Linked DNA regions of Homo sapiens: region 1 is linked to region 2. Evidence: chromatin contacts called from ENCODE Hi-C or POLR2A ChIA-PET data. All regions are on one chromosome and are shown on one strand. Each heading gives the region's core, a stretch centred on a gene start or an enhancer-like site at or near the end of the contact. The rest is flanking DNA. Distances are from core to core; before and after follow the strand shown. Region 1 has its middle 160 kb from the start of LINC02015. Region 2 overlaps LOC107986154 (a long non-coding RNA gene).

Region 1 (3,709 bases), core at 1,091-3,590, 50 kb after region 2:
TCCAATATCTTAGAAGGTGGAACAAATTGAGCAATTTGAGGGTATTGTTAGTGTTCACTTACATAGTGAACGATCCTTAAGCCTTAGTAAAATTTGGTTTTGGGTGTGGCAGGAGGAGCTAGAAAAAAAATCAAGGCTTACTGAAAGATGTACGCTCATAGGAATGGAAGTATTAGGTGATCCTGCAAACACTGAAGTTTCAGATGAAGACCCTGTCATCTCTTCACTATTCAATTCCAGAAATCATCACAAAACCTTTGCAACTGAAAGATATCTCATAGCAATGTTGGGTCCATGAACTGAGAATCACTGTGCATGGGAGGACACTGCATCACGACTGCATGTGGGAGCTTTAGAAATCATTCCACTCACACTATACCTCAGACCAATTAAACCAGAATCTCTAGGGGTGGGTTCAGCCATCAATATTTTATAAAGCTTCCGTGCACTCAAAGTTGAGAACTTCTCACTGTCGTCAAGTGCCAAGTACTTTTGGCAGTTTTAATATCTTCTTTACAGTTTATCTTTCCCCCATTTTTGACTTAGGTGATACTATCCTCATTGATTATAAAAAGATAACTTTTTTCAGAACCATAGTTTATGATAGTTTAAATCATAATGTAAATATATTATATATATTATTGTCTTTCACTAATTCATTTAACATTGACTTATTGTGCCTACATTGAGCCAGAAAACGTTTTCCTTGCCAAGGATTGTACTGGTAAATAAAACTTGCAGAAAGTGCTCGAAATGAAGTGATAGAGAAATATTAGGGATGATGGGAATGATTGGAAAATACTTCTACAGGGAATGCCTCTTTGAGAAAGTCACAGTTAAAAGCAGATTAGGAGGAAGAGAGGAGAACATTATTGAGTTAATTTAGCAATTCCAGAGAGGCCATTATATGCCAGAAAATGCAGCCATAAAGATATACAAGATGTGGCTCTGTCTTCTAGAAACTCACAGCTTGGTAGAGAAGCTAAATAAATACACTAATAATTAAATACAACAAGACAAATGTTAATAGAGGAATGTACCAACTGCCATGGGGGCACAGGGTCAGACAAAGCTTCAGAAGGTAATCTTGGAAAAACTTAGAGACCTTCATGAATTTGCACAGGCTCTATACACAGGGCTGTGTAAATCTCTAATTTTAGCACATGTACTATAATGCCTGCTCTTTCTGTGTTGTTAAGTTTGATCCTGGGATGGAAAGGGATTGTAATTTCCTCTCATTAACTCCTCTTTATAAAACATTCCGTATGCATATAGATATCCATATGCCTACGTCTGTAACAGGTAAACAATAATTATAATGAATCTCTAAGTCTATACTTGAGAGGGGAAAAAAATGACTTATTTTTATGAACAGGGAAAGTCCAACATGTTTCAAGATGATGGCTCAGGGGTTTATGTTTGTCAGTGTAACCATGTCCAGTTTAGCAAGAGTTTATATGAACTCAGTCATCTGAAAGTTTTATTTTTTCAAAGTCTAGAGTTGCAAATATTTGATCACCAAAGCACTGTGACAATTACTTCTGTCTAAAAATGTCTAGGGTCTACAGCCCTGATTTTTCTGCTTTACTGATGGCTTGGATATGGATAGAGCAATAGATCTTACTTATATAGTAATCTTACTTATATAATAATCTTACTTATAAAATCACCCAGAAGGCCACTATTACTCCAATTGGATCTTTATGCTGTTTGGGTGTCCTAAGTGTGTCTTTCCTCACAGTAAATGAGATAGCCTAGATGCCAGTAGGATACTACTCTTTGGTGTTCAAGTAATCAGACCAATAGGGAGGTTAACAGAAAATATATTTAAGTCGTTGAGCAAATGACTCCCTTATGATCCTTTTTATCTAGTTGTCCAATGTATTTTCTATGAGAAATAATGAATCATCTCTTTCTAGGCTTCATAAATTCCTCTCAATTTTTAACTGAGCTCTAGCTCTCATTTCCCCCTGTCTCTGTTTTTGTGCTGGATACTGCTGTCTGCTAATTCTATTGCTCTGTTTTAACAGAATTCCAGTTTTTTGTCTGTGGTTTCAATGTATGCAGCTAAAATCCACACTAATTTCACAGGTTCCCTTATAATAAAGGAGGCTCATATGACACTGTCCTAGTAAGGAAGTGGAACTCAGTAGGGGACACTGCTGCGACAGCTGTTATTTTCTCAATAAAATACAGATTCACAAGTACATTCCCTTTGCCCTTCACTTTTCACCACTTCTTGCCTGGAGAAGAGGATTGATGACCAGTGAGGGGAGTCACATCTTGGAACCATGGGGGCTGAGGCCACATTCTAAAGAGAATGAATCAGAGTTAGATTATGCTTCATTCTGTAATGACTTCCTTGATCCACCATATGAGTGCTAGATTGCTCAACTCTGGACTTCTTAGTCTATGTAAACAATAAGCCCCTATTGAGTTGAGTCATTGTGGATAAATTTTGTTACCACTAACTGAAGGCATTGATAACTGATAAACTAATTTTCATTTTGTCTGGGTCAACATTTCAATATTATGGAAAAAGAGATTTTGGAGTGAGACATACTTGAACTAAAATTACAATTCTGCTTCTTACCAGCTGTGTGATCTTAGGCAAGTTATTTTACTGATCTGAGTTAGTTTTCTTATATGTAAAACAGAAATAGTAATACCTTGTTTTTAAAATTATTACAATATTAAAAGAGATTGTATATATCAAGGCATTTTAAAATAGTGTTATTCAATAAATGTCCTTTCTGGCATCATGCACCAAAACATCATTATTATCATCATCCATAAATATTTGTTAATTCTGTACTACATAAAGCTCTCCACTTGAAACATACTTGGGTTAAGGTCCTAGATTTCTACCTCATTTCACAATATAAAGCACAGAAGCTAAACTACGAATAAATGAGCCCTTGTTTTCTCATAAACAAAAGTTATAAAAAGTAGAGATCTTAAACATTTGTTTTATTGAAGTAGAGCTGCTTGATTTATATCCTGTCCTTAATCTCTGTTTCCCTGAAATTGGTGTCAGAATAATATACATGGAGAAAGAAATGGATGAATATTGGCTACAACAACACATAAACTAATAGATTTTTAAAATGAAATAAAATAATTTCTGTTAGAATAGAGTAAAATTCCCTTCACCTTAGGAGGCAGGAAGCCAGGAAGAGAGGTAGGGAATTTGGACTCCAGTATACTTGGGTTCTAAATTCAGTTTCATCACTTACCAGCTAGCTGTGTGACCTCAGCCAGTTTCTAAGTTAGGAAGCTTCAGTTTCTATTCAATGGAGCTATATTAAATATTTGAAAAGATTAGACATATTAAGTATATAATATAATTTTTAGCACAAAACAGGTATTTAATTTTAAAAAAGCTATTATTGTTTTAAATAAATATAACAGAAGAACAGATGTTTATGCTATTATGGCCATGGACCATTCTGAAGCAACTGTGCTGCTGGCCATAAAATCTCATATTACAGTGGGTTATGGAGCCAGTAGCTTTTCCAGAGTCACTTTATTACACTGTGCAAATTTTACAACCCAGAAAGCCCAAGCTTGTTCCTGAGGCCATAATCAGCTGCTGGAGGATATTACTAAAACATCGGAAATTATTTTTAAATCCTTGACAATTGAAAAATAGTTCAACACATGGAAACTCCTTAAAATGGTCTTTCTCTACCACAGATTGACAAGAAAT
Region 2 (3,657 bases), core at 295-2,794:
TGAAAGAAGAAAAGGAAAGATTTGTAGTGGGAATAGCAGGGCAATATGGAATGTCCACATGGAGCTAGGACCTGCCAGAGCTATAAACCTGTAGCATTGGAAGAATCATATTGCTCTAAATTCTTTATCTACCATAAGAGAAAACAGAGATTCTGGGGGATATAAGGCAATGGATGATTTCCTCAGGGCTAGGTCATTTCAATCCTTTCCAGTGGTTCGATATAACACCAGATCACCTCATCGTGCTAGTGGAAGGCATCAGGCAACTGGGAACTACCTATTCCCTATAGGATTTTGTTCTACTGTATTGCCGTATTGCAATGCCATCCATAGTAGCATACTTTTTATTTTCTGTTATAAATATATAATCTCATAGAATAAGAATGTATTCTTTCAGCTGCTCATTAGTTGAGTCTAGTTCTCCTCATATAAAGACTTAAAAAAAAAAAAACAAACACCTATTTTAGTAACACTTTCTGGAACATCTTTAATTTTCCAGATGAATTGTTCACTAATTAGTATCCCAGGAGTGTGAGTGCTATAAATGATAGATACTCTTTTAATTTTAAAACTAAGATGGCTTGGAGAATTTTTAAATTTAAGTCCCAAGAAAATTTAACAGAAATGCTGATAAAAATGGTATGTCATTCTATGCTTATGTTCAGTGAAAGAAATCGAATACATTTATTTTTCCCAAATAGTTAAGTTTACAGAGTTTCCTAATAAAGAGTGGTGATATAGTCTGGGTCTGCATCCCCACCCAAATCTCATGTCAAATTGTAATCCCCAGTGTTGGAGGTGGGGCCTGGTGGGAGGGGATTGGATCATGGGGGCAGTTTGCCCCTCAGTGCTGCTCAGTGATAGTGAGTGAGTGCTCATGAGATTTGTTTGTTTAAAAGTGTGTGGCACCTCTCCCCTCTCTCTCTTCCTTCTGCTCTGGCCTGCTGCCCCTTCACCTTCCACCATGATTGTAAGTTTCCCAAGGTCTCCCCAGCCATGCTTCTTGTACAGCCTGTGGAACCATGAGCCAATTAAACCTCTTTTCCTAATAAGTTACCCAGTCTCAGGTATTTCTTTATAGCAGTCTGAGAATAGACTAATACAAGTGGTATGCCCTAAATTACCATGCAACCTAAAACTTAAAGGGAGAGATTAAATAAAACAACATTTTTGTTTATTAAAATAACCATCTATTTAAAAATGTTCATTACTTAATAATGACCTATAATATCCATTTAAGCATCAAATTGGGCAAAAATTATTTACAAAGTTCTACTTTTGTTTCTCTCTTTAAATAAAATATTGGCTTCAGAGCACTCATAAGTTAATAGACCAAAGAGAATTCTAATCTTTCGATTCTCGGCCTAATTTTCTCCTTTCATTTTCAGTATGAACATAGGGGTTCCAGGTAGACATTGAAACAAAACTTTAGAAGGATTAAAGAAGGAAGTAAGAGCCAAACAAGGAAAAAATAAGAAACAAAAAAGAATGGGGTAATCTCTCCCATGACAAGCCCTGAATATAAATAAGGGTGCGGTCTTAAAGTGAGTCATTACTCCATTGCCTACTCCTTTCATGGCAGAGACAGTGATGTCGTGGAATAGAAGCTGTTAAAGAGGCTTTATATAACTATTAGCCTCTGAAACAATAGACAGGCAGCAGGGTGTTGTTCCAGAAAATGTTCAAAGAGGAGGAGTAATTTTGTCCTTTACAAATTTAATATCTTCTCTTTTCTCCTATATCATTTGGAGGAAGCGCCTTTTTCCTTTTTCTCTTTTTTAAGCAAAATAAGCGTTATGCACTAGTAGGTAGTGAGTGAATTCTCTTTGCCAGCAGGAAGAAAAGCAATTTTTGAATGCCAAAAATAGCTCCTTTGTGTGAAAATATCACATAGCCCAAGACATTTTTGGGAGAAAGCAAAGATTCATGTTCTGAATTATTGTTTTTTAAATATACAGGCAGAGAAATGTTAATAATAGAAAAGACAGAAATTGATGGTCATTTCAAAGTCTGAATGTTTATCCTGTTTACGACACACTCAGACTTTTGTGTGGTCTCAGTCATAATTCCTCTCCCAGGCTATGTCTCTAGGAGATAGGTATTCCTAATCATTCTGTTTGGGTCAAGACATTTTATTCCTTCCCTACCTTTTACTACTTGTTCCTATGCAACATTACAAACCAGCAAAGTATGAACTGACCTGGATATAGGAGATGGCCCTAGAGCTGTAGACAGAATTAAAAATCGTATCTTTTTTTTTTTTTTTTGTAAAGCACCCCGACATCTTTGGGAACCGTTCACTCTAGGGAATCTTTTTATCCATTATTTGCAAATAGCAGACCATCAGCCAGTTACAAAGACTTTTGATAGAGGTGGTGGGCATCTTTTACTTTCACCCAACCAGTATCCCTTTCTGCTTCATTTGATAGTAACATATCCTTTTCTTTTGAAAAACTAACCATTCTTATTACATGTCATTTTGATGGCACTGTCAGTCCAACTGTACTGCCTTCCTTCTGGCCAGTGAGTGGATGGCCATGTGAACCAGGCTGGGACAGTGAGATGTTTTCCTATGAACGTGAGTATTGAATGGAATGACACAAGAATGGAACATGGTCACTGACTCACTTTGCTAGTGGTTCTACTTGTCTGACTGCTGAATGAATTCTAACTCCTGACTGACAGATTTTGGAACCTGGAAGTAGAGTGCTCTTATAGCAAAATCTAAAATGAGACAGTGGTTTTGGAAATAGGCGGTGTGTAGAAGGTGGAAACTGTGAGAATTTTGAGTAGAGTATTGGTGAAAGATCAAGTACCTTGAACCCATTGTGCATACAATTTTGAATTATGAGGAGGCTGGCAGTGAGGCCTTAAAGGAATGGGAGAAAAATCTTATTGGAAACTGGAGGGAAGGGCAGAAACTTAACAATACACTTGTCTGCAGGAACATGGAAAGTAGAAAATGTGCCTGATAAACTAGGGGATCTAGCTGAGATTTCCAAGCAGAACGGTTAGTTACCACCCATTTTTTTTTTCTTGCTGCTTATAGTAAAACATGAGATGAGAGAAAGCTAAACTAAGGGAAGGACTGTTAAACAAAAAGAAGCTGGATCTTGATGGTTCTGAAAGCTCTCACACTATTCAGAAAGTCGGAGATGCTAAAACGGAGATAATGTCTAGGGTGTGGCCATAAATCTTTTTATTAAGATCTTCACAATTCTCTGGTACCTCAGAGAACCTTCAGTCAGACTGAAGGGCCCCTTAAGGAGATTAAGAGTGTGCCACACAGATTCTCTCAGCCAAAGAGTAGAGCTTCTAAGAAGCCTAAGGGCATTGTCCCCAGTCATCTCAGCAGAAGCCCAAGGTGGAAGGGAGATTATCTGTAAGAGGTGTGTGGGTGGGGCTTTTGTCTGATGGATTTAACCTGGAGAAGTTTCACAGGAAACCCATAAGGTTCTCAAAAGAGATAGATACAGAAACATTACCACTTGGATGGAATGGGACAGTGCAGAACAGTACAGAATGAAGACAGGGCTTTGAAGGCCCAGAATTTTAACACCTGCTATATTTTGCAAAACTAGAAAGAAGACTAGGAGGGTGAAACCAAGAGCCCAGAGGGCAGAGTGGAGAAACACGAAGAATTATTTCAGATATGAG

Evidence for each region. A loop is a pair of places that touch in the nucleus more often than their neighbours do. ChIA-PET counts read pairs that join two places held with the same protein, here RNA polymerase II (POLR2A).
Region 1: a loop to region 2 is called in a map of Calu3, with 3 times the contacts of the local background. The contact joins two enhancer-like sites. A Hi-C loop is called at or near these places in 1 of 168 maps with a recorded cell type or tissue (Calu3). POLR2A ChIA-PET finds 5 or more read pairs at or near these places in 2 of 52 experiments (PC-9 and activated CD4-positive, alpha-beta T cell).

Annotation. Positions count from the first base shown.
Region 1 is chr3:177,975,636-177,979,344 of GRCh38, forward strand. No RefSeq gene overlaps it. Among named protein-coding and RNA genes, the nearest start is that of LINC02015, 160 kb to the left of the region's middle. Within about 2 kb of position 2,341, at least 3 of the 41 ENCODE cell types and tissues checked have a DNase peak (open chromatin) inside an H3K27ac peak, as active enhancers do.
Region 2 is chr3:177,926,872-177,930,528 of GRCh38, forward strand. The region is part of intron 1 of LOC107986154 (a long non-coding RNA gene); the gene reads right to left. Among named protein-coding and RNA genes, the nearest start is that of LINC02015, 110 kb to the left of the region's middle. Within about 2 kb of position 1,545, at least 5 of the 41 ENCODE cell types and tissues checked have a DNase peak (open chromatin) inside an H3K27ac peak, as active enhancers do.